Linked DNA regions of Homo sapiens: all the other regions are linked to region 3. Evidence: chromatin loops called from intact Hi-C (ENCODE). Cell type or tissue: endothelial cell of umbilical vein. All regions are shown on one strand. Links, peaks and the distances in the headings refer to the core of each region. The heading gives the core; the rest is flanking DNA.

What was found. A loop is a pair of places that touch in the nucleus more often than their neighbours do. Peaks named below come from ENCODE experiments on the same cell type or tissue, not always from the same donor. Only the 100,000 strongest peaks of a DNase experiment are listed, where the experiment ranks them.
Region 1: it touches region 3 in a loop (9-fold over the local background); 2 of 110 quality-filtered maps call a loop at or near these places.
Region 2: a loop joins it to region 3, with 4 times the contacts of the local background. A loop is called at or near these places in 6 of 110 quality-filtered maps.

What each region holds. Positions count from the first base shown.
Region 1 is chr6:8,081,538-8,086,537 of GRCh38, reverse strand. All of the region lies in intron 3 of EEF1E1 (eukaryotic translation elongation factor 1 epsilon 1), which reads left to right. All of the region lies in intron 3 of EEF1E1-BLOC1S5 (EEF1E1-BLOC1S5 readthrough (NMD candidate)), which reads left to right. It also overlaps SCARNA27. Among named protein-coding and RNA genes, the nearest start is that of EEF1E1, 19 kb to the left of the region's middle. In endothelial cell of umbilical vein, for the core only: no CTCF peak of the experiment used is centred there; DNase peaks (open chromatin) are centred at 1,287, 2,947 and 3,397; H3K27ac peaks cover 4,961 bases.
Region 2 is chr6:7,890,001-7,901,224 of GRCh38, reverse strand. It overlaps TXNDC5 (thioredoxin domain containing 5), which reads left to right. Exons shown (of 10, transcript NM_030810.5): 3 at 1,544-1,649; 4 at 6,023-6,119; 5 at 9,489-9,604. BLOC1S5-TXNDC5 (BLOC1S5-TXNDC5 readthrough (NMD candidate)) reads left to right here. Exons shown (of 13, transcript NR_037616.1): 6 at 1,544-1,649; 7 at 6,023-6,119; 8 at 9,489-9,604. Among named protein-coding and RNA genes, the nearest start is that of TXNDC5, 15 kb to the left of the region's middle. In endothelial cell of umbilical vein, for the core only: no CTCF peak of the experiment used is centred there; DNase peaks (open chromatin) are centred at 6,164 and 7,324; H3K27ac peaks cover 3,705 bases.
Region 3 is chr6:7,969,291-7,980,514 of GRCh38, reverse strand. The region is part of intron 4 of BLOC1S5-TXNDC5 (BLOC1S5-TXNDC5 readthrough (NMD candidate)); the gene reads left to right. Among named protein-coding and RNA genes, the nearest start is that of TXNDC5, 64 kb to the right of the region's middle. RefSeq lists a silencer at 4,469-4,598. In endothelial cell of umbilical vein, for the core only: no CTCF peak of the experiment used is centred there; a DNase peak (open chromatin) is centred at 5,224; H3K27ac peaks cover 3,680 bases.

The DNA.
Region 1 (5,000 bases), core at 1-5,000, 110 kb before region 3:
TAATTGAGGTCTGCGCAGGCCCCAACCTATCCATGGTTTGGGGCTGCTATCTGCCTCATAAAGCAAAGTGGAGGGTTTGTCTTTTGGAAAAACAAAGTCGTTTTCTCCTCTGAAAAAGCCTCCTACATAGTTGGTTTTGCCATTTGCCAAGAATAAGAGGGCACAGATTGAGGCCTCTTGAGTATGGGTTTTCAGTTGAGGTTGAAGAGAGAAGACAGGGATTGTAACCAGAAAATTCAGAATGGAATGCAGTTCCCTCCAGAACTCCTGGGCTTCATGACAGTCATAGAAGTGGATTCCTTTTAGTTTCCCCTCACCCCGCAAACGTACCGTAATAATGCAGGATACAGTTATTAGTTCCCTACTCAAGCTATAATCCCTCAGTTTGAATTTACTTGACTTTATTCTGAATTGTTCCTCAAAGATCCCTCAGTGATTATGTTAAATTCTGTAACATTATTGTAATGGCTTAGAATGATCCTTAATTTAATGTAAAACTATTATGAGTTTTAAATGATTTATTGAGAGCCCACTGTGTATGCCCACTATGCCATACTTGAGAGGGAGACAACAGAAGTATAAAACTATTTTCAGGGGCATATTAATCTTATTGAAGAAATTAGACTGTTTTACATGAAAGCAATTAATGAAGTAGAGAAAATGGAATCCAGTGCTAATCTCTGGTCAGAATATTATGTTATTAATGCATGAGGCAGATAAGTAGAATACAGAATCAGAAAATTGTCAGAAAAATATCTGAAGATTTGGATGGCCTTGGCTGTCTAAGGGAATTTTCATTGTTTTGGAAAGCTTATGATAAGTTTGATTACAAATATTCTTTGTAAATAGGGCGACCACATGATTTCTCATCCAAAACACTTGGCTGTGAAAGGAGGCCTATTAATAATTACATTGGGACAACAGGAGTGAAGTAGAATGAATATTCCCCATACTTACAAAGAATATGATTCAATTTACACAAAATAAGAGACCAAAGAGGATTTGTCTTATTTCTGTTCATCCCCTCTTGGCTTTTAAAACAGTGCCTTGTGCAGCTAAATGCTTATTGAGATTAGCAATATTAAGGCTGGGCATGATGGCTCATGCCTGTAATCCCAGCACTTTGGGAAGCTGAGGCAGGTAGATAGCTTGAGCCCAGGAGTTCAAGACCAGCCTAGGCAACAGGGCAAAACCCGTCTCTATTTAAAAAAAAAAAAAACCATTAACCAGGCGTGGTAGCTCTGTGACTGTAGTCCCAGCTACTTGGGGGAATGAGGTAGGAGGATCTTCTGAGCCCAGGGAGGTCAAGGCCACAGTGAGTCATGATTGCACCACTGCATTCCAGCCTGGGCAACAGAGTGAGACCTGTCTTAAAAAAATAAATAAAAGCAATATTTAACAACTGGTACCTATTTATAGTTCCTATTTCAGATTTTTTATCTCTGTAGTGAAAGTGTAATATAAGTAATGTTATTTAAATGTGGAGAAAGTTTATTGGAGCTGAAGTACATTGATTACCACCTTCTTTTATTCCATGCTAGGTTCAATATGTTTTAGTAGCTTTTCGAATTTAAAATGATCATGAGGCACAACTTACCTCATTTCAAAACAAAAAAAGCCTGCAAGGTAAAGAGGATTTGCTGCTAAGGTATCTAAGCATCTCTCTCCTGGTGGCAGCCTAAACACAGTCTTTGAACTTGAGGGAGTCTGTACTTCATTTTAGTGAGACTGTGCTGCTGTGAGCATGGCTACCCAACAGGGCTCCAAGAACAATTTCTATCTGAAAACCACAATAACAAACTTGTTGGCTTTTTACGAAATATATATTTAAATGTGACATATGGTTTGACATTTAACTTTTTAAGCTTTATATTAGGAAAAATATCATCAGTCGTCCTTTGTGATGACAGCCAGCAGGCTAGTGAACGTCTGTTCAGACCCACAAGATCTTGCTTGCTGTAGCATCGGGCTGTCATTAAGAAGGAGAGTATTTCTACATCTAATTAAAAATAAAAAAGATGATACTGAAGTGTAACTCATAAACCAAGTGTTTAATTAAATTTTCTTTTCCTCTAGCTTATGCAGGTTTTGCAGTAGGGAAAAGAAATACTCGGAAAAGGAGGGAACTTGTTTGGAATTCCTTTGCCAGCAGAATGAATAAGGTCATAATCCTATAGTGCAAAATATTCATAGCACTAGCTGCAAAGTTATTTAATTACGAGTCTAAGTGCACTGGAGGGTACTTGGTTTTTAGGCAGGTTAGAAGTGTTTCATTCAGTACAGCATGTTAAAGTTAGGGTTACATTAATAATATTTAGCATTCTGTATGTGTTTACATTTTGTATTTTGGAATGTATGTCATCTTCATATATAGTGACCAGGATGTTATGATTAAAGATATCCTTATCTTTTTCAAAGTGAAATTGAATAGATTAATATGTAAATCACTGTTGACCATCCTTTTGGGTTCCTATCATGAGTCAAAGTATCTCTCCCACTCTAGTCCAAGTGCAGGCAAAGTAATCAGAGAAATAAACACCTTCTCAAGGAACAGGCCTCACAGACTAAAACCTACACAATGGCAGAATTGCACTGTGGTGTTAAATGACATTCCAGTTAAGTTGGGTACAAATACATACAGATGTGGAATAAATGATTTCTAGGTGTTAAGGTAGGGTGGGTGTGAGGTGCAGATTGGCCACCTGCTGATATTTACCAGGTCTTCGTGCTTTGTTTGCTTTGGCAATATTATTTATTTTTGTCCTCGTGCATTCCTTAATTTGTTTGTTCACGTTATTCAATACGGAATATGTAATCAGCACAGTGTACAAAACAGCAGTCAAGGAACCTTCGAGTCATCAGATAATTCCACTGTATTTTGTTTCATTGTGAGCCCAATTTTAGTCATGGCTGAGTTATTCTAAGATCTGGTCTATCTTAACTCCGTTTGAGGAATATTATGTTGCCTTTCCTTTGTTATACTGCCTGTTAGTGTGGCTGTTTATTATAACACCAGTGACTCACTGCTTTCTTAAAGTGATTTCACTAGGAGATAGTCATCCCTGTGAACAGACTGTTACTCAAGATTATTAAAATCCTTTGTAATATTATGTGCTGCTTGACTGTAAGATTGCTATCAACTGAAATACTTTTGTTCTGAAGTTTGGAGCACCATTGGAGGCATGTGGTTCTTTTATAAGGAAAGGAAAAATAAAAGAATTAACTGCAAAATAGTCCAGGAGCACTGGCCCTAAAGAATGTCCCAAAGGCGGCAACGTGGTGCCAGTTGGAAAGGTAGCAAAGCAGCGTGTCACCCTGATCCGGAACGGTTCACTTAAAGTGTTTCTCACATGACTTCATGGAAAATTAGTGATTCAGAATATTATCTGCTTGGCTTTAAAGTTCAAAGTCATGATAGAGTGCCAATATAAATTAAAAGGAATTATTAGGCAGAAAGAGCCAAGCACCACTATAGACACACTGGCATGCAGATCAACATGAAGCAGGAAATGGCAACTAGAACAATTGCATTGTTTCCTGTTGTAAGAAAGGAAAAAGAACTTGAGCTAGAAAGGGATGGTGGAAAACCAGTGTTGTAAGTGAAATAGTCTGGGAGATCCCATCAGAAATGTTTTTAAAATCTGTAAATTTGGTGAGGGGAGAAATCTGTTCATTTCTTTGTTTACAGTAAGTTTATATAGGGAATGTCTTCCAAAAAAGTAGCAGAGTTAACAAGTCAAGGTCATTCATAATTATCTCAGACTCAAAGGGACAAGTTCCAAAGTTTAAACTGTAAAAAGAGGTGAAAGTGGTAACCGTAACCTCATCCTTTTTGAAAAACTCTGTGAGTTTCTGGCAAAAGTTTCCTGAGGGAAAAATGAATAAATGTACATTCTTAAAATAGATCATCTAAAAATATTGTCAAATGGATCATCTAGTTAAAAATTATTAGAATAGGGGGTTGGGTGCAGTGGCTCATGCCTGTAATCCAGGCACTTTGGGAGACCGAGGCTGGTGGATCACTTGAGGCCAGGAGTTCGAGACCAGCCTGGCCAACATGGCAAAACCACGTCTCTACTAAAAGTACAAAAAATTAGCCAGGTGTGGTGGTATGTGACTGTAGTCCCAGCTACTCAGGAGGCTGAGGCAGGAGAATCGCTTGAACCCAGGAAGTGGAGGTTGCAGTGAGCCCAGATCGCGCCACTGCCCTCCAGTCTGGGCAACAGAGTAAGACTCTGTCTCAAAAAATAATAATAATAAATAAATCATTGGAATAAATTAGGAATTTTTAGAAGCTTTAGGAGCTCTTGGAATAAAAACTATTTTTTACTGTGAGTCTGTTGATAATCCTGACTCTAGAGACTCCAAATGTAAAATGTTTAAGTTGGAGAATATTTATTTTGCTGTGTTCTGTATGTTAGTATTTCTTTAAATAATAGGCCTGTAAGCAACTTATACTAGTCCTCAGTGACACCAAATGCTGTTCTGAAATACAAATATCACACATAACATTGCCCTTTTTACCTAGTTTAAAATCTGGGTGAACAACTTGAACATAAACAAGCATTAGTACTCTATTGTTTGGAAATGCTTTACCAAATGGCTGAGTGGAGAATTATCTGAAATGAAAGAGCGATGAAAGGACTAAAATGGTAAGAAAGAGGTCAGATTTGAATCATCATATATTTCAGCAGCTGACATGAAATCAAGTTGGAGTAAAACTTATTGTTACATCTGTTTGCTTTAACTATCAGCAAAGAGATTTGTCGAAGTTGATTTTGAATTTTATTCATTCATTTATTCATTTTTGGTAAGAAAGCTCCCATTTCTTGTTAGATTTGCAGCTCTTTTTATTACTGGTTGAGCTTTTAATAAATCGTACATTTTCTTTTGAAGTCCTTGCTGAGGTTTATATATGGTAAAGATTTAGAAAAAGAACAAAATGCTCTTTTACAAAATATTTTTCAAAATATTTTTGAAATATAGACTGATGCTCAGTT
Region 2 (11,224 bases), core at 4,283-9,282, 81 kb after region 3:
AGATGTTGCAGTTGCTTATCATGTTGAACTTCGTGACGTAGCCGGTGTACTGGCCAAATCTAGTTAAGTTTTGGCTGTTTTTTGTGGTTATGAGAGTCTGAGCTGCTGAGGAAGCTGGGTGTATATTCTGCACTGGAGACACATTAGGGACCCTACCTATGCCCCATCATACCATCTTAGGTTCTGGGTAAGGCCAGTATGCTGATACTAATTTCAAAGCCTAATCTAGCCATGTGACTTCATTTTAAGGAGAATTAGCCATTTTTTTTTGGACTGAATGTGTGTGTACCCCAGCATTCATAGGGGAAATCCTAATCCCCAATGCTGGCAATAGGAGGTGGGGCCTTTGAGAGGGAGCAGGTTATTAGGGTGGAGCTCTCATGAATAGGGTTGCATACCTTATGAAAGAGGCCCCAGAGAGTTCTGTTTCCCCTTTTGCCATGTGAGGGCACAGCAAGAAGACACCATCTGTGAACCAGAAAGCCCTCACCAGACACTGACTCTGCTGGCACCTTGATCTCAGACTTCCCAGTCTCTAGAGCTAGGCGAAATAGATTCTGTTGTTTCTAAGACACCCAATCTGTGGTCTTCTGTTACAGCCGTTGAACTAAGACACTATTCAAACCTTCATGTCAGATTTTACATATGTTGCCGTCTTACAATTCTGATACCGTACATTGGGCATTTACTCACAAAATCCACATACGCGCTGTAGAAGTGGCAGGGGTGTTTAGATGAGCAGGCTTGCTAACAAATGGTACTCTGTATTTCTTTTTTCTTCTATTGGTAGTCACATTTTTGCCTATCCTTGACACCTTCTATGAATTTTTATCTAGAGTATTAGAGCACGTTTTCCCGTGACTGCTGGAGGGATACAGGAACTGAGTGTTAATTTCATCCTCTGGTGATGTCTTTTGCTTATGGTTAAAGGACCTACTCCCGTATCCTCTCTGCAGATTCCTTCAGAGGCCAACATTTGTAGGAAAAAGAAAAGATTCCTTCTCTATGGGAAGGTGAATGGACAGCATCAGTCAATGTCAAGGATGTTCTTATAGCTGGAAACTTGAATTCTCACAGTAACTGGATATTCAGGCCTTGTAAGAGTTGAATACCTGCCAGGTGGCCTGGAAGAATACCTTAATTGCAAAACAACACCGTGTCTGCTCCAGTCCTAATTTGAACACAGACAACAACTGCTGAAGCCGGGAAAGCATAACAGTAGCTTGCAGGGAAGGCCCGAGGCTGCTGCAGAGGAGCACTGAGTACTGTAGCTTTTGAGGCCTCAGTCACAGCAGCGGGCTGGAAGTTTTCACCTCATTTTAGTTTTCCTTGAATAAAACCAGAAACTTCTGAAAGTTTAGGATTAACTGAATGTATTATCTCCTGGAACGTTATGTTTGTTTCCTTTTTATCAGAGAGGAGCAGATACATGCCTGGCTGCAGCCCCTTGACAGCTCATTTTCTGATTGTTTCACTAAATGAGTTTGCTCTCTGATAAGACAACTTTCTTTTTGCTCTGTCTAATCCTTTGTTATTCTTTCAGCTTAAAGCTTTTCAAGCCAGGCCAAGAAGCTGTGAAGTACCAGGGTCCTCGGGACTTCCAGACACTGGAAAACTGGATGCTGCAGACACTGAACGAGGAGCCAGTGGTGAGTGTCTACCTCCTTCCCTCCCTCCCTCCCTCCCTCCCTCTCTCCCTGCCTACATCTTTGGGGTAATATGTAACGGGGCAGAGGCCAGTTGAGGTTAATGATTAAGGCTGCCATTTTAAAGCAACTCTACTTTTTTTGGAGCTTATTGGTATTACAGGTAAAGATGAACTTTTACAGAAACTTTTTGGTGTGGAAATACCTAAATGTGCACAAAAGTCAAGAGAAGGCTAAACCCTGAGTTTCAGCAGTTACCACCATTTTGGTGTTTGTCTTCCCCACCACCCTGCGCCTTGTTTGGCTGTAGTCAGTCTTCAGGGAAGTCACTTGTGTGGCCTCACAGATAAGCACTTACTCTTTGTTAACACTGCCACCCTGCCACTGTCACAGGTAATACAGTTCACAACTGTACCCCAGCATCAGAGACTGACTCTGGACCACCTGGGGTCAGGGCTGGGCCCAGCCTAGAATCTCCTATCCAAGCCAGCACTGGAGCCTCCTCCCATCCCCCCGACCTTTGCCCTCCACCACCTGCAGCCCTCTGGCTCGGGCCTAGCCCGACAGCTGTACCCGTAGGGTGGATCCTTCCTTTTCTTCTCGGTGCTCAGTCCCCGAGTCTCTAATGGGCTTTGCTTATAACATCATTTTGTACCATTAATACTCTGTGTCTTAATGCACTTCCCTTACTAAGGCTAATATCAGGAGATTGTAGACTCTTAGAATATTATGTACTAAAAAGGATTTATAATCCTCCCCCTCCCCAGTTGATGTTGGAAGTCTTCACTTTTTTATAAATCATCATGATCATAAACCACTGGTTAAGTGTTCCTTTGTGGGTGGTGCCTTCTGATTAATGCCGAGTGCTCAGGTCCCTGGATGCCGGGTAGACCTGGTGGGTCATGCTGCTGTGTTGGAGAGGGACTGGAAAAACACTCGTGTTCCTACACTGTAGGATCCTGATGAGCTAGGAAGAGCATCTGAAGTCTTTGTAATTTCAATTTCAACAAATACCTAAGACTACCTTCTTGTATCAGCTAAGCGCCCACTGATTTGAAGGTGGTCTGTGGTGGTCCTTTTGGAGCTTTGCCGCTTACTGTTGCCAGTTTCCAGTGTGTCTGTGCGGCTCTTCCGCTCTGCCCCATCTTCTCTGATGACCTAATCAGAAACTTGGCTGCTGATTCAGTGCTTCCATCCCTCACCTGCAAAGACTCTCTCAACTCGGCTGGGTGTGGTGGCTCATGCCTGTAATCCTAGCACTTTGGGAGGCTGAGGCGGGTGGATCACCCAAGGTCAAGAGTTCAAGACCAGCCTGGCCAACATGGTGAAACGTCGTCTCTGCTAAAAATACAAAAATTAGCCAGGTGGTAGGTGCCTGTAATCCCAGCTACTTGGGAGGCTGAGGCAGGAGAATCACTTGAACCCAGGAGGCAGAGGTTGCAGTGAGGCGAGATCATGCCACTGCACTCCAGCCTATGCAACAGAGCAAAAACTATCGTGGAAAAAAAAAAAAAACTCTCTGAACTGTATGGTGGAGACTGTTGGTGTGTGATGTTATGTCGTTGAACCAGAGACTTACCTAACTTTAGCTAAAAGAACCACAGACCTCTCAGGAAATTTGCATCTTTGTCCTGGCAAGAAAGCTGAATGAGCAGGTGTGACTTTCATAGTTTTCAATTGGACATTGTTTCCTTTGTGAAAATATTCTCTTTGTGGGGACACATATATTGGATGGTAGCAAACCAATTTTAAGGAGGAGTTAATAGCCTCAAATAAATTTCACCAAAAAAGCCAGTCTTCTATGATGGCTTTATTCAAGAAACCAGCAGCCAGTATCAGGACGGCAGAAAGACCTCATCTCATGGCCCATTTCCCTTAGTGGAGGTGGCGGCCTCACCTGCAGGTTGGAAAGGGCTGAGAGGCTGCGTCCAGGCTCTGCAAGGGACTTTCTGTCTCCTCAGTGTGGGAGCAGGATGGCCGCGTGTAATCCCCCCATGCCACCCCAGAACCACAGTCACCAACTTGCCATATTTTAGTGTCTCCAGCAATAGCAGGCCCCAGATAATTGCCAGAAACAATGACAATGCGCCTTATTGTGGAAAAGTTTAAGTATATACACTTTATACTGCAAACCAGAATTCTCTTAGCTTTTTAAGTGAAAACTTTAAAAAAAGTTCTTTATCTGTATACCTAAGTAACTTAGTACATACATTTTTTAATATTCACGTGGGATAAATTTAGATTTTTTTAAGTGTTGTGGCAATATTCAAGAAACTCAAAAGACAATTTGTCACTTTGTACATTCTACTGCAATTTTTGTATTTCCATGTTTGCTTCTGTATTTTTTCTTGAACAGTTATACAAACATGTTTCATCTCATTAATGATTTTATATATTTATGTGGTCTTTATGTTGATCATGTCTTATATTATTTTATCATGTGGATTTGCCATAATTCAACTCTAATTCTGTCAGTGGATATTTAGGTTATTTATACCTTTTCCATCATCAGTAATGATGTAGGGAACAAGTTTATCTTTGTAAAGGACTTTCCACCCCCCCTTCTTTTGAGTGATATTTTTAGAATATAGTATTCCCAGACATAAAATTATAAGGCCAAGAATAAAAAAAAAGATCATTTTTATGGCTCTTGATGAATATAGCCAGGTTTCTTAAGCACCATATCAGCTTATGCTGCCACTGTAGGGCAAGACGTGACCTGTTTCTGGGATGCACTGTGGTGTTCCCATGCCGGGGGACTGCTCTGGAGTCTGCCAGGAACCCAGGAAGCAACTAGAGGCCCCGCATGTGCCATAAATGAACACTTCATACTGAAAGGCCCTTGAACATCTCATGGAGAGTGGCACACGGTATTTTATTTCACCTTATGTGCACCCATTGACTGTTCACTTAGCCATTCTTCCCTTGGGCATTGTTTTGTGTGGGTATTTAGCACTTTGAAAGTCTTGACGCGCTGGCAGCAGAAGGGAAACTTTGTGGTTCTTTATGATTCCAGCCCTGCACAGCTTTGAACTGTCAGCACCTTTAAAGCCTTTAACAACTTAGCTTGGATATTCTTTTTAATAGGAATATGAACCCCCAGATAAAAGCTGAGTAATATACACTTAATGTGTCTGCAGCAGAACACTGATTCCATTATCTTTCCCTCATTTCTGGTTACTTTGGTTGGAAGCCACAGCTGTACCTGGTCTGAAAAGTTGAGAAATGTAGGATTGTGACTAGACAGCTGCACACATTGCTGTCTGCTTGGGTCCTGGCAGAAGCATCTTTTGAAAAGCCCCTTTCCCCCTCTTTCTGTATGAGACTTAGTCATATGAATTACATTCTTTCTTGAAGGTGCAGCTTATGTTCATGCCATGGTTTTCTCTCTGTTGCCTTTCATTCACCTGCATTTTCCTTCTCATCACCTCCTTTTCTCTCTGATCAGTCTTCCACAGTTGTGTCTTCCTCACAGTTTTCCCTGTCATTTGTGTAAAGTAAGGATAACCAGGCCTTCCTGGTCCCTGAGTTTCTCATTCTCAGCTTTGTCCATTTTGCTACCCTCGTGTCTGTTTGTGTGTTTTTTGAGGAAGAGTCTCACTCTGTTGCCCAGGCAGGAGTGCAGTGGCATGTTCTCAGCTCACTGCAGCCTCCACCCCCTGGGATCAAGTGATCCTCCCACCTCAGCCTCCCAAGTAGCTGGGACCACAGGCGCACGTCACCATGCTCAGGTAAATAAAATTTTTTTTTTGTAGCGATGGGGTCTCACTCTGTTGCCTAGGCTGGTCTTGAACTGCTGGGCTCAAGCAGTCCTCTTGCCTCAGCCTCCCAAAATGCTAGGCTGTCACCTAGGCTGGTCTTGAACTGCTGGGCTCAAGCAGTCCTCTTGCCTCAGCCTCCCAAAATGCTAGGGTTACAGGCACGAGCCACTGCGCTGGGCACTCTGGTGTCTGCAAGTGCTGACCCCTTCAGAATACGTCCATTGGGCGTTGTATTTTGTATTCTTTGTGAAGTATCCAAGTACGTTTCAAAGAAGAGGACAGGGTATAGGGTAAGACTGTCCTTTGCATTGTCTGCTTTGTTTGGTTGGGTTTTGGGGTAGGGACAGCTATCACTTGGCTGCCCTGGAGACTCAGACCTAGAGCTTTCACTGAGGGTGAGGCTGACGAGGGGGCTTTTTGCTGAAGCTTCCAGAGGGCTTGACGAGATCAGTTCCTGACCTGGCCTCACTCAGCACAGCAGCATCGTACAAGGGTTCCAGGTTGTTGGGTGAGGGAGGCATCTGCAGGCGGTTCCCCACAGACACAGTCACCTCCTGGATGGTTTCCCTGTGTCTCCACTGACACACCCATGACTGTTTTATTTCCTCCTGTTAGACACCAGAGCCGGAAGTGGAACCGCCCAGTGCCCCCGAGCTCAAGCAAGGGCTGTATGAGCTCTCAGCAAGCAACTTTGAGCTGCACGTTGCACAAGGTAAGGGGGACGTCCTGATGCCAGCTTCAGAGAATCACTATTATTCCTTGGCGTGCTGGGCTTTTCCTTCCTGCTACTCAAGGGCTCTTAGATAGCAGCATCAGTGGCACTGACAAAGGGTCACTCTAGAGGAGCTGTTGGGACCGTTGTTCAGTGCACCTCCTCTAAAACATGAGTTCTCCTTTTGTCTGTGCCCTTATAGAAACGCCGAGTCTAATGCTAAGCACACGTGACCCGCACACTAGCTGGACAGTGCATCCTTGGCTAAGAGTGTTTATTGACAGACTCACCTCGCTTGATTGCTCTTTACTTTATTGCACTTTGGAGATACTGCATTTTTTTACGGATTGAGGATTTTGGCAGCCCAGCATCTGGCAGGTCTAGCGGTTTTTCCAGCAGCTTGTGCTTACTTTGTATCCCTCTGTCAGCATCTTTTTAGCAATAAAATATTTTTTAATTAAGGTACATTGTTTTTAAAGAAGTAATGCTGTAGCACATTTCATAGACTATAGTGTAAACATAACTTTGATATTCACTAGGGAACCAAAAAATTTGTGTGACTTGTTTTATTGTGATATTATCTTTATTGCAGTGGTCTGGAACCAAACCCACAGTATCTCGGAAGTATGCCTGTGTATTAATGATAATCATATGCTTAATGACCTCAGGCAGAAACAAAAGCTTCTCTCTGTCTAAACAGAATTTAGATTGGGCACAGTGGCTCATGCCTATCATCCCAGCACTTGGGGAGAACAAGGTGGGATGACTACTTGAGCCCAGGAGTTCGAGATCAGCCTAAGCAAGACCTTGTCTCTACAGAAGATTAAAAAAAAAAAAAAGGCTGGGTATGGTAAGCGCACTCCTGAAGCTGAGGTGGGAAGATCACTTGAGCCTGGAAGGTCAAGGCTGCAGTGAGCTGTGATCATGCCACTGTACTCCAGCCTGGGTGACAGAGTGAGATCCTGTCTCAGAAAACAACCAAACAAAACCCAGAATTTAATGACACCGTTATAACATGAATCAAATTAGTTACTCTTTACACTTAAAAGATCTTTCTATACCACATCCCATTTTTTGCAAATGGTCTCCTAATATCAGAATGATCCCCATAAAATTTCCAGTGTGAATACATAAGTCTCCCTTTATTCACACATAGATGTGTTTCAGAAAACTTGGCCCAACACCGAATGACTTGAAAGCAATTTTGGCTTCCTGGCCGGCTCCCATTACCAAATGCTACCATGGAGAGAAATCCCCTTAGAAGACTGGGTTGGAAACGTGAGAAATGGCTTGGATTGCCTCTGGCCTTGTGACTTGTGCCTGCTGGGAGTCAGAGCCCCTCCCCCACCACACTTACTGTCCACAGTAACTTATCGTGAGGCCTTCAGCCTTTTCCCACTTTTGCTAAAAGTTATTTCATCCATACCAGCGCCCTGACGGCAGAACTCTAGCATGCTTTCCGCTACGGGAATGCATTTTCAGCTGGGATTGTCTTGGGCTCTGAGCAGGGTGTGTTTCCCAAATCACCTGTTACGGACCGACTCCGGCAGGACAGACCGACTCCGGCAGGCCTAGCCAGCGCCTCCCTAAGTGGGTCACTGCCACACAGCTGTGTCGTGTAGGTACCATGGTGGCTTCCTGCCCTTGCTGGCTTCCCATCAGTACTCTGATTAGGTTCCCAGAGAGCCTGTCTCCACCTTACAGTGCAGGATCTACTGTGCACCTGCACATGGTTTCAGCTTTGCACATTTTTTAATGGAAGTTGTTAACTTTTAAAGGAAGTTTTTCACCATTTTCTTCAAGTGCATTGTTGCTGTGCTGATGAGACAGTAGCTGTGAGCCTTAGTGTGGCAGAGTCCTGCTCAGACGCCAGGCCACATGCCACTGGTTAGTTCTCTCCCCGGCCACAGCCTGCTTTCAGTTTGGTATCAGCCCAATGTCAGGGTAGAACAGCTAAACACCTTCTGTGTCCAAATAATGATGCTGTGAGGGTTTGTTTGTTTTTTTCCCCGTAGCCAAGGGGGTGATGTTTCATTTTTTAAACTTTTTTTTATGATAAAATATAATACAGATCGAGAAAACAAATGTAGGGCTTAATGAATTTTTATAGCGTGGTCACACTGTAACTACTGTCCAGTTCAAGAAATAAAACTGCCAGCTTCCCGTGTCCCATGCAGGGCACAGCCCGCCCTCCCTTCTCCAAGAAGGCACTTGCCTGACATTTGTGGAAACCACTTGTATTAGTCCGTTTTCACTGCTGATGAATACACACCCGAGACTGGGCAATTTACAAAGGAAAGAGGTTTAATGGAGAACTCACAGTTCCACGTGGCTGGCGAAGCCTCACAATCATGGTGGAAGGCAAGGAGGAGCAAGTCACATCTTATATGGATATCAGCAGGCAAAAAGAGCTTGTGTAGGGAAACTCCCGTTTTTAAAACCATCAGATCTCATGAGACTTATTCACTATCACGAGACCAGCATGGGAAAGACCTGTCCCCGTGACTCAGTTACCTCCTACCTGGTCCCTCCCACGACATGTGGGAATTCAAGATGAGATTTGGGTGGGGACACAGCCAAACCATATCAACTCCTTTATGTGCACTGAAGTGCACATTCCTGAGCACTATAGTTCTATATGTGTATGTGTTTATATATCTTTTAAGGCTCTTTTAACCTGCATGTTCTCCAGACATCTCTTTATCTTTCTTGCTGAAGACATAGGTGGTTTGACCTGTAGAGCTCCCCGTGGTCCAGACTTTGCTAATTGTGTCCCCGTAGTGTGGTCTACATGTTTCCCTGATTTCTCTGTTTCCTGGAAATTGGTAGTTGGGTCTGGGGACAAAATCAGTTTCAGTGTGATGTTTTTTGGGGGCACAAGAAGACCTCATAGCTGGTGGGGGCACAGAACGTCCAGTTGTCTCTCTTTGGGATGTGGTCGACCATGACAGGCAGAGCCTGGGTCCGTCCATTCCTTAGGGCTGCCAAGTGCCGAGGCTCATTCAAGCGTCCCTTCATTTTTTAACCAAGAGAAACTCACCCTCATTTATCACCTGGTTATTCAGCGGTACAGTGCATATAGGAGAGGTGGGAGAAATGCCTGATTCTTTCCTTTTATTACAGTTTTCCAAATAATGAGTTGATTGCTGATTGTCCATCAAAGATGACAAATTTGGTTTTGAGTATTGTTATGAAGTCATGAACAGAAACACATTTGATGGAGTCCCTTTGTACCAATTAAAGTGCTCATGCCGAACTAAGATTTGCTAAGCAGGACAAAGATCTGATTCTTCAATTAACTCTCTAGTGAGGTCTGACATAAATTACAGTTCCTCTTTCCCCCGTCTCTGCCTTGGCTCTCCACTCCAGGCGACCACTTTATCAAGTTCTTCGCTCCGTGGTGTGGTCACTGCAAAGCCCTGGCTCCAACCTGGGAGCAGCTGGCTCTGGGCCTTGAACATTCCGAAACTGTCAAGATTGGCAAGGTGAGTGAAAGCCCTTATTAAACTGGAAATGGACTGCTTTGGGCTGGATTAATTAGCAGAGTGGCCCATTATTCATTCCGTGTGCAAAGTCGCAAACTTGATTTATTAATTCCATTTAGTGTGCCACTTGATAATTCATTTCACCTTCACAGATGGCAGTCTGATTTTGAGTTTTGCTGGCTTTTCCACAGCCTAGAGATAAATTATGGCCTCGGCTGCTTTGTTTATTTTGAAGAGATGGCCAAATCTGAATTGGCAGCCCCAGAGCCCGTTCTGCAAAGAGATGGGGTAGAGCCTTGTAGAATGTTCACTGGACGAACTTGGAGACCGTCCACGTTCGACCTCACCCAAGAGCTCTCTCTAAAAGGACCCTGGCTCTGTGCTCCCCCAAGCACGCAGAAGACCCTCCCTCAGTTTGCACTGTGCCTGGGATTCTTTCCAGCATTTCCTACTTTATACAGAGAAGCCAAGAGTGGTGTCTGACAACTTCTGTGTAACTGGATTTTCTGGAAATATCCAGTGTAGCTCCAGGGACATCACTTTTATTCTTCTACACTTTCCAGCACCCACCAGACACCATGCATAGATTTCCTTTCTTAAAAATCTCATTTTTCTACCTTGCCATGGGGCTGATTTGTATCCAAAAGTAATGCTGCGTGTCTAGGACTGAATGATGGTTAACAGGATGATCTACTTGGGATGGTGAGATGGTCAAAAGCATAAACTTGGGGGTTGGGTAGACCTGGCTGGCTGACCTTGGGAAAAACCTCTCCACGCCTCGGTCTCCCCCTTTGCAAAACTGAGCTAAGATCTACTGTGTGGTGTCTGGGCAGATGAAAGTACACTGCTTAGTGTGATGCTTAGCATGGGGCAGATGCTTGGTAAATTGTAATCACTTTTGTTGTCAGTTAAATGGATATTTCACTGTTGCCTCTTAAACGCTTACGATAATATATACTAATTATACATGTTATTATCAGTTTATATTTATTGAACATTTCGGGGAAGTAATTATAAAATAATCTTGTCTACTGTCTTACCCCATTCCTTGTATCCTTACTTAATTATTGTATGAAATTTTATGGGAGATTCTTTTAGGTTTATATCCATAGAGGATCCTAGCAGACCTAGGCGTGAGCAGACACAAGCCCAGGTGACCACGCTGAAGCCCTTCATCCCTGGCACATGTGGCTGGGTTACACTGGACCCTTAAAAATGCTTGTCCTCTCCCGACCTTGGGCTGAGGCCTCTTGTACTTCAGTTCCGCACCTTAGCTGCTCTCTGACGGGTCTTAGGTGTTGAAATAGTATTTTTACCCCCGTTTGCTGACATAGTGAATAACAACTTAGTCCTGCCTATTTTAGTGCTGGTAGAAAATAAAAAAGAAAGCAATGACTTAGAACAAGATGTTTCATGAAAATGTTGGGCAAGCAGCAGCTTTATGAGATTTAAATGAAAGAAAAAGCTTGAAGAGCTGTGCTTGTTGGTAAATTAAGTTTATAAAATTAAGGACGGATTATAATCTTGACATCTTTGCAGTCTTACCTTTATTATATACCAACTACTCCTGTTTAAAATTCACTTCTTGCTCCCTGTTGATTTTAAAACCCTCTAAGCTTC
Region 3 (11,224 bases), core at 2,912-7,911:
TTATTACACAAGGGCATGAATACCAGGATAATAGAATTTTTGGGATATGATCTTAGAGACTGCCTACCATAGTAATCTTACACAAATTATTCCAGAGATTAAAAGAAAAAATACATCCCAATTTGGGGTTGTATTATTATGGGACCAGAATAAGTTAGCATCAGATTATGACAATTGTATTACTAGAAAGAAAAATTATAGACAATGCCATTATGAACATAGATGCAAAAACTGAACAAAATATTAAAAAACAATGTAGTAATGCATCAAGAAAAGAATAATACATCACAAATAAGTCTGGATTATTTTATGAATCCAAGATTGGATTACCATTTGAAAATCAAATAAAAGGCCAGAAAGCCTAATAGAAATTATGAGCAACACAGATTTGAACAGGAAACTCATAAAAGAGAGTATCCAAATGGCCAATAAAAATGTTAAAAAGTTCTCAAGCTCACTAATCATGGGGAAAACAGATTAAAACCACAATGTAATACTATTACACAGACATACACACATACCACACATGCCAGAGTGTCTATAATTTAAAAGACTGATAATATCAAGTGTTGGTCAAAATCCACAGCAATGGGAACATACATAGTACAGTTGGGAGTATAAACTGGCATAACATTTTGAAAAAAATGTTTTGCATTATCTACTAAAGCTGAACAGAGCTGTGCCCAAAGACCTGGAAAATTCATTTCTAACAGAAATTGTGTCCATGTATATTATAAAACACATATAAGACTTTATAAGAGCATAATATATAAAAGCCTCAAATTGGAAATAAATATCCAACAGGAGTCAAGTAGATAAATTGTGGTGTATTCATCCAATGGAATACTATACAGCCTCCCAAAATGAACTAACTCAGCTGCCTACAATAATATAAATATATATATATAGATAGATAATATATAACATAATATTGAGTGAAAGAAGTTGAATGTAAAATTAAATATACTATATGGTTTCCTTTATATAATGCTTAAAATAGTAAAACTAATACCTGGTAGTGGTAGAAGACAAAATAGCAGCTACCTTGAAGAGATGGAAGCATGCAGGGATTGGAAGATGGGTCAAGGTGGCGCTTCTGGGGTGCTGCTAGTTTTCTAACTCTTGACGTGGGTGATAGTTACACAGGTATATTCTCTCTGGATAATTCATTGCGCTGTGCACTTTTTAAAACTATGATTATGTTTATCCAAACTCGTGTTTAATATTTACTGAACTCTATGTTAAATGCTAGAATTAGAAAAATGAATCAGAAACAGTGCTTGGCTTCCAAGAATTCAGAGTCTAACTGTGGACAATGACTTATAGACAATTCACTAACAGATTACAAGTGCTATCAAGGATTAATATACAGAATAAGATTAGGACCAGTCCTGCCTCGTGGGATCAGGGATTGGTTTTTTTTAAGGAGTCGACCTGTGAATTGGTCTCATGATTTGCCATTGTGAAAGTTGTCAGGATCAAAATGGAGTCATTTGTGTTAAAAGCCCTGACAAATAGAGCTGAGGAAGGCCATGAATGCAGGGCACTCATGCATGAATGCCTGATAACAAGAACTACCACAAAAGACTTTGCAAAAACCACAACCTTGTACAAAGGCCCTTGCAACCCTAACACACACAAAAACACTTCTGTGAAGACGTCTGCCTAGCAACTGCCTGTCTAGCCTCAGACTGGCACTATCCTTGCTATTAATCCTTGTAGCCATGGATAATTATCTCAAAACAATTATGTAATCCTCATTTTCCTTTAAAAGCCTTTTAAATTAATCTCCCTGAATTCGCACACACTTGACTATGGCGTGCATATTCCCATTACAACGCCCTATTCCCAAATAAACGTAATTGTCTTTTAGAGAGTCTCCCTCTCTGTTTGTTCTTTGGATTGGCACCTTTCAACAAGTGAAAAAGAGGGAGAGGGATGTTGTATTAGTCTGTTCTCGCATTGCTGTAAAGAAATACCTGAGACTGGGTAATTGATCAAGAAAAGAGGCTTAATTGGCCCACAGTTGCACAGAGCATGATGCTGGCATCCACTCAGCTTCTGGGGAAGCCTCAGGAAACTTACGATTATGGCAGAAGGCAAAGCGGGAGCAGGCATGTCTTACATGGCCAGAACAGGAGCAAGAGAGAGAAGGGGGAGGTGCCACACACTTTTAAACAACCAGATCTCATGAGCACTCACTATTGCAACAAAAGCACTAAGGGCCCTGTGGTGTTAAACCATGAGAAACCACCCCCATGATCCAATCACCTCCTGCCAGGCCCTACCTCCAGCATTGGGGATTACATTTCAACATGAGATTTGAGTGGGGACATGGAGCCAAACCATATCAGATGTTCTACGTAGAAAGTGCATGAAATGAACAAAGCTTAAAAATGCAGGCATGTCCACGCAGCCACTCAAAAGATAATGAGAAAACTCAATACTTTACAAATTTTGCATCAGTGCTAAAGACTGCTGAGAGGAGGGTCTGCCTCCAGTGGACATGGGTAAAAATAGAATCAGCAGAAGTTTTCCTTTCTAATCCTAAACTCCATGCCTAGTGCTATGGTCTGAATATTTGCATCCCTTTTTCTGCAATATGTGGATAGGTTTGTTTTGACATGTTGGTAATTTAAATCCCCTGAAGAGAGGGACCTCATCAGAGTGTGAGTCTTACCTCGATCAAAGTCATGTTCACTGACTGTCATACACATACTTTCAGCGAGTTTTTGGCTGGCTAGGGTAAGGTTTAGCTAGATTCTTTAGGCTTGGGTAAGGACTGCATGCTTTGATTGTAGCAGTTTTGTCATTAGTCTCTTGGTCACATGTTGCATTCACAAGTTGAAATCCTAAGCCCCTGGCCAGGAGAGGTGGCTCACACCTGTAATCCCAGCACTTTGGGAGGCCAACATGGGTGGATCACCTGAGGTCAGGAGTTCGAGACTAGCCTGCCCAACATGGTGAAACCCTGTCTCTACTGAAAATACAAAAATTAGCCAGGCATGGTGGCGCATGGCTGTAGACCTAGCTACTTGGGAGGCTGAGACAGGAGAATCGCTTAAACACAGGAGGCAGAGGTTGCAGTGACCTGAGTTCGCACCACTGCACTCCAGCCTGGCCAACAGAATGAGACTCTATCTCAAAAAAAAAAAAAAAAAAGAAAAGGAAAGAAAAACCCTAAGCCCCAAGGTGACAGTATGAGGAGGTAGGGCCTTTGGAAGATAATTAGATTACAAGGGTGGAGACCTCATGAATGGGATTAATGCCCTTATAAAAGAGAGCTGCCTTCCCCCTTCCACCACATGAGGACACAGTGAGAAGGTGCCATCTGTAAACCACAAAGCAGCCCTCACCAGATACCAAATCTGCCAGGGCCTTGATCTTGGACTTCCCAGCCTCCAGAACTGTAAGCAATAAATTTCTGTATTCTATAAGCCACCCAAATCATAGTTTCCTGTCATAGCAGCTTAAATTGACTAAGACACCTGGATCTTAGCTTCTTTAGAGTGGATTTATTTTGCATTCTGTAGTAGCTAAGCACTAACAGAAGTAAATATTTAAATTACAAAATTGTGCATATCTTTAGGGGAAAAAGTGAGCACTTCTGTGTCCCCGTTTACACTCTGCTCTCCAGATGCTGATGACGCTTCCCAAAGCACAGCAAGAAACACGCCTACTCCATGGCTTTCTGAGTTTCTGTCTGCTCACACTGCTGATGCCAGCACTGCTGTCCCCACTTGCAAGCTGGGACATCCCCTAGATAACTCTCCAAGTGAGCGGATGGTAAACTGACGTTGAGGGGAGACACTGCGGTCCTATTTTGTGCGTGCCTCTGCTGTCACATTTAACACAGGGCTGTGTAGTCATCTATTGAGGTGTCTGTCTCTCTGACTAGACTAAGGCTTGTGGTGAGGACCATCTATTCATGTTGTCCTGTTTGCCAAGCACAGTGGGAGGCAAAGGGATGCCCCACGGGTGCTTAACAGGCATTTGCTGAAACAAAGTGCAGGTGGAAAGTGGCCCTAATAGTGCAGCTGTGGCATCAGTGAAGCTGATCGTTAGTTCCATGAGGGAGTGGACTGACAAGAGGAGCATTTGTCATCCACATGAAAACACCTTTTGAGCATGAAAGTGGGTGTCACTAATACATACAGTAGGACAAAACCAGGATTTTCTGGAGGAAACAGAGGTACGGTCACCTTCTTATGACTGTCAACACAGGATTATTACAAGGTGTCTGTGAGTCACCCTAGGAAGTCCTGTGTCCCTTGCGTTCCATCCAGAGCAAGCTTAGGGAACACTCTTGTGCATTTGGGATCTCTGGAAGCAAAAGTTGCCCTGGGACTAGAGTTGGCTTCCTCCACCTGCATTTCCCCAAGAATCCTAATGGCGACACACTGTGTTTTCAACAGTTGAGCTCCCGCCTCATGTGGAATCTGTGGGTTCCTGCTAAATCACCAGAGTGAGGTGTTGGTGCACCTGGTGTGAGCCATCACAGTGACCCACGCAGGTGCTGAGAGGCAGGGCTTTGCTGCTGCTTGGTTGCTGTGGCCAGTGTTTACTTGACAGCACCACGCTGTGCTTGCAGGGAACACATGTGTGGTACAGCATGCTCTCCCTCTGCCCTGGTCTTCTGCTTCAGAGACAGGACCTTCCCCAGAGCAGGGTTTCCATCCTGCTTCTCTGTCTACATTAGGGGAAAGCTTGCTGTTTTTTATCTCACTCCGGGAACTGCCGAGCCACCGTCGGGGTGGTTTCCCTGATGGCATGGGGATAAGTTCAGGAGACAATAAACCTCTTGGTAGACAGAAGACTTCCTAAAATATGTAGTCTGACAAAAAGGGAGATGAATGACAAAGATATAAATTTGCAATGAAAGAAAACAGTACCCCCAGCACCAAAAAATACTTTCCGTGCTATGTAAGTTATGCATAAACACTACAGCCGATTCACATTTGATAAACTATTAACTTCCCCATTTCTTTGATAGGAAGGCTGTGGAGTGAGATAAAGCAGGATTGCACCATGGAGGACAAACATCTCGGCATCCAGTACACTTCAAAATGTTTCTTTTTTTTTGTTTTCAAGACTGGCTGCTATTTCCTCCATGCCTCTTGTTTATTAGCGTGTTGACTCATCTAGAGCCCAGCGCCTTGTTCCACACCAGAGAGATGGACTTGTGCCTCTGCCAAGTGGAGTCGGCTCGAGAGATAACAGCCAGCCACAACAATGGTCTTCCTCAGTCCCTCGGCCAAAAAGACCTTTGGCACAGTGAGCTGAGAATGACTCATCCCCAGTGCCCTGGAAGGCTCCGAAGTTCTGGGAGCACGGAGTGGTTGTTTGCCAGACAGAGATAACAGGCAGGATGCCGCAGAGAGCCAGACGTGCTCCGAACTCAGGGCCCCACCTGGCAGACGCAGAAAAGGAAAAAGGGATGAAGCAGCCAGTTAGCACATGGTTTCCCGGTTGCCCAGTCCATGCCGTCAACACCATCCAACATTCTGAGGTTTGCCAAAAGGATCTCGTTTACTCCTGGGTCACGTAAAGAGTACTTAACTTTTCCCCCCACTCCTTGCCGTCGTCTTAAGAGTACTTAACTTTTTTAAAAAGACTAATGCAATCAACTCATCTTGAAGAGTTTGCTCACTTTCCATTGCCCTTGGAAAAAAAAAATGCATGATTATCTGACAGGATGAGGGTTTGATTGTCACATAAGTCATTCTCTCGATGGTTGACACATCCTTGACTCTCAAAGGATGGCGTTGATAACCTAGAGAGGCAACTGAGAATAGCCTAGGACTGGACCTGCTTGTTCTGAGCTGCCTAAAGAGCCTCTGAAACTAGTGTTAACTGTTCCACTCACTAACCTTGCCTTTATGAGGTAGGAGGTGGGACTCAACTCTGGAGACGGGGCTCAGACACTGGACCAAATTAAGGACTAGCTACAACAGGACCAGGGTGGAAGCAGCTTTCCATAAGGCGTGCCCACCAGTGTGCCATGTCAGTTTACCATTGCCATGTCAACACCCGGGCGTTATCGCTCCTTTCCATGGCAATGATCCGATGACCCAAAAGTTACTAACCCTTTCCTAGAAATTTCTGCATAAACCATCCCTTAGTCTGTATATAATTAAAAGTGGGTATAAATACGACTGCAAAGCTGCCCTGAGCTGCTCCTCTCTGCTTATGGGGTTGCCCAGATCTGCAGGAGCAGTCATGGAGGTATAACACTGCTGCTTCAGTTAAGCTGTTTTTGTCTACCTCCAGCATGCCCTTGAATTCTTTCCTGGGCAAAGCCAAGAACCCTCGTGGGCTAAGTCCCACTTTGGGGCTCACCTGCCCTGCACCATTTAGATGTAGAGATGGCTACACTGCTTTGCAGGCTTCTTTAGCCCAAGTCATTAGATGCACAGGTAGCCATCACCTTTGAAAGATTCTGTTGTAAACTTGTGATAAAAATGCCTTTCATGGTCTCATAGACATTTTTTATAATAACTAAAATAGTGATTGTTTTCATTACAAGCTCAGTATTGTACTATAAATCACTTAACTGCTGAAGTACAATGTAAGTCCTGAATGGCAATGTCAGTGTTATTAACCATTATTAACTCAAGGACAGTGGGGAGTAAGGAAGATGAGTTCTGTTTCATCATTTTCCAAAGTCACAGAGCTTGTTCTTCAACAGTGACTCAAAGCAAATGCCATAGCCTGCTTTGTTATAAGAATTTTGATACATAGTTAATATTTACATAATGACTTACAATTCAACATGAAAGCTCCCATGTCAGTACTAAGTAACTTAATTACACCATTTATAAATACAGTACTGTCGGCCCTCCCTACCCTTAGGCTTCCCACCTGCAGATTCAACCAACTGTGGATCAAAAATATTCAGAAAAGGCCAGGCGCAGTGGCTCATGCCTGTAATCCCAGCACTTTGGGAGGCCGAGGTGAGCGAATCACGAGGTCAGGAGTTCAAGACCAACCTGGCCTACACGGTGAAACCTTGTCTCTACTAAAAATACAAAAATTAGCCTGGCATGGTGATGCGTGCCTGTAATCCCAGCTACTTGGGAGGCTGAGGCAGGAGAATTTCTTGAACCTGGGAGGTGGAGGTTGCAGTAAGCTGAGATTGCGCCATTGCATTCCAGCCTGGGCGACAGAGCAAGACTCTGTCTGGAGAAGAAAAAAAATTTCAGAAAAAAACAATTAAAAATAACAATACAACAACAAATAATAACACATATAAGAATCAATGCAGCATAACAACTATTTGCGTAGCATTTAGATTGTATTAAGTATTAAAAGTAATCTAGAGATTTTTAATGGATATCAGGAGGATGTGCATAGATTTTATGCAAATATGGTGCCATTTTCTCTAAGGGATTTGAACATCCACAGATTTTGGTATCCACTGGAGGTCCTGGAACCAATCCCCCACCGACACCAAGGGACGGCTATATATTTTTTCCCTTGACCTAACACCTACTCACTTTTGGACAGCATTATAAAATAATCAGCATCATCTCCAGAAGTATTTATCAGGCATCTATCATGGTATTGTATTAATTAGGTCATCTACTGAAAGGCAGAATGTTCTTCACTTCAGATTTTACAACACCCTTTTTTCATAATACGTGGATAGGTTTGTTTTTAAATGTTGGTGACTTAAACCTCCTGAAGAGAGGGACCTCATCAGAGTGGAAGTCTTACTTCGATCAAAGCCCGATCATACAACCTATTTTCAGCATGTTTCTAGCAAGTTAAGGCGAAGCTTAGCTAGATTGCTTAGGCTTGGGTAAGGACCGCACACTTTGCTTGTAGCGTTCTTAGTCTCTTGGTCTAAGCAAGGCTGTGATTCACCATCTGAACTCAATAGCGCCGTTTCTTGCACTGGGTGGTTTGCTAAATTCACATAGATAACCCAAAGAAAGTTCAAGATCAGAAAGAGAGAAGATTGACTTACTTGTTATGAGGGAATTTTCATTCACAGAGCCATAAAAATATAATCATGAATTTTGTGGATACTGCGTCCTTTGGGCCAGCCATCTAGGGTACAGATGGGACGTGATGCCATTGTCTAGAAGCCCTAGGGTTGCAGGTGGCTGCTGGCAAAGCGACCCACCATCCATCCCTTGCTGCATCGGGATCAGGGGCCGTTCCATGAGCTGCTGCCCTGAGAGGCCTCGGTGTTTCTGTTCTTTGCCACCCGCTTCTGTATGTGAATCACTCTGAGTATTTACATCCTTTGACATTATTCCTGTTTCCCCGTATTTTCATGTCCATTAAGCTGATACTGTATAGGCTTGATGACGGTGTCTTTTTCTCAGTGATTTTCTCCACACAGTAAAATGGTGCCCAATGGGAGAATAAAGTCTCCTTGCTCCATAGAAGGCCTGCACTTTACATGTATATATGAGAAAAAGCTGGTTTCTGTTAGTCTATAATGTATTAAGATGTGGTTAGTGAAAAACTGCCTTCCAAAATTCAGTTAATATAGAAAATTAAGTATTTTTAAAAATTTTTCAGACTGCTTATTGTAGAATGAAATTGGCCCTTGTCTTATCTCAGCCACTTTACCCCCAATCTGGACATTTTATTATAAATACAGTTCTGCTTTCAGACCATCATATTTTTGGAAAAGAAAATTGTGTAAGGTAAAAGTGATTACATTCAACACATTTAAGGCAAATCATCTGAAAGTTAAAAAGAAGTAAAGACAATCTGAATTCCTACCATATTACTGTATTTTCTGAAATATAAGGTGCACTCAATTTTTTTACATGCTCCCTTTGCTGAAGCGGAATAATATCTTACAGTGGATATTTATACTTCACTGTATAAATATCCCTGACTTATGATGGTTCAATTTAATGATTTTTCAATTTTACAGTGGTGTGAAAGTGATATGCATTCAGTGGAAACTGTACTTCAAATTTTGAAGTTTGCTCTTTCCCTGGACTAGCAATACCATATTCTGTAGAGTATTCAGTACGGTAATCTCTCTGGATGCTGGGCAGCACCAGTGAGCTACAGCTACCAATCAGCCATGCAATCACAAGGCTAAACAACTAATACTCAACAGTGTATTGCATTGCCAGAAGATTTTTGCCCAACTGTAGGATAAGGTAAGTATTTGGACATGCTTAAGGTAGGCTACGCCAAGCTATGATGTTTGGTAGGTTAGGTGTATTAAATGCATTTTCAACATCTGGTATTTTCAACTTACTATGGGTTTATTGGGATGTAACCCCATTGTAAGTCGAGGAGCATCTGTATTTCATGAGCAGGTGTTCCTTTTCTCCCCAGCTCCCCCAAAGTCTGTCATCATCTTAAAATTAGTGACATCTTAAAATTAAAGGAATAAAGAGTTTCAAGAATTAAACAGAGATGTAATTTTTCTAGATTTCCTCAGAGCCTGTAATTTCACATATTAAAGTTTAAAGATTAGATTTTTTTTAGTTTTGATTAAGTGGCTGTGATACATATACTTAATGTCACATACAAGAGTGATCATCCTACTCTACATTTCTTGAATAAGGTGTAAGCAAAATTATTATCCATTATAACATTTAGAATTCCTTAATTACTGACAGTTAATGACTCAGAATGGTAAGAAATAAAATATAAAATTCAATAATGTTCCCACTTGAAGGTAGGCCTCTGAAATTCCCTATATATCCTGGCAACTATTGTGTAATGCATATGTGCATATACAAGCAATGTGTACAGGCTCTTTGCATTAGGCCATTCTTGCATTGCTATGAAGAAATAACTGATCCTGGGTAATTTTATAAAGAAAAGAAGTGTATTGGCTTATGGTTGTGCAGGCCGTACAGGAAGCGTGGCACCGGGCATCTGCTCAGCTTCTGGGGAAACTTCAGGAAGCTTACAGTGATGGTGGAAGGTGAAGGGGGAGCAGGCATCTCACATGGTAAGAGTGGGAGCTCAGGAGACCACTATACTTATGATTACAGTCTCATTATAAAGGATACAACTCAAGATCAGCCAAATGGAAGAGACTTATAGAGTAAGGTCTGGGAAGGTCCCAGATGGAGAGTGTCCATGCCCTCCTCCATGGAATCTGAGCACATCACCCTCCCAGGATATCACTGAGTTGTTCACCAACCAGGAAGCTCTACTGAGCCTCGGTGTCCAGAGATTTTACTGGGGCCTTATCATATAGACATGATTGATTAAATCACTGGCCACAAGATTGAACTCAGTCTCTACCTGTCCCCTCCTCTCCCTGGAGGTTGGACTGGCTAAGAATTCCAACACTGTAATCACACAGTTGGTCTTTCTGGTGACCAGCCCCCATCTTGAAGCTACCTAGGGGCCACCATGGATCACCTCATTAGCATAATAATTCCTGTCATTCAGGAAGTTCCAAGGGCTTTTGAAGTTCTGCCCCAGGAACAGGGAATGAAAACTAGATCTATGGTCTCCATTATACCACATTATACAGATTTTGTATAAGGTTCTTATTAGTGGCTCTAACTCTTACCTTTCTACTGGCTTACTTACAGGCTACTGCAATCTTGCAGCATATCTTGCTATCATCTGAACTTCAGCAAATTTCAAGTTATGCTTAGTGTCATGTCCCAAATTAGCTTCCCCAGTTCCCCATGATCAATAAAAACCACTGCCCTCCTGGACATTAGAGCTCCAAGTTTTAGATTAACCCTTGACTCTCTCTTCTTATTAAGATTTTCTATAAATCTTGTCTGACTGCTGACTGCATTATTTAGATTACTTTCTAACCTTTTTGAACATACTTCTGCTTAAAAAGTGTTAAAAGTCCCAAAGCAAACAAAGCAGTTAGAATCTGGGTCATGTTAAGCTCTATATACTTCTTTACTTGTCCTTTCTCCCAGAGATTCCAGTATGTCAAGAATTTCTGGGCTAGATTATGGTTGAATTGCAAATACAAATTTAGTCATCCTCAGCCCTCCTGAATCTAAGATCACCAGTAGTAGTGTTTGAGGGAACTGCTCCCTGGGTCCTCAACAAACTGCCACTAGATATCTTGCAAAGCAGGTTTTTGCATTTAAACCTGGAGGGTGGCTGGGTAGCATGGGAGTGGCAGGAAGACTTGGCAGGCAGTAGGTGGTTGCAGGTTACAAACAAGCTGATCTCTTTTTTCCTTTTCTTTTCTTTCTTTTTTTTCTTTGTTCATCTATTCCATACATCCCTCAAAGCAACATTTCCTGGCCTACTT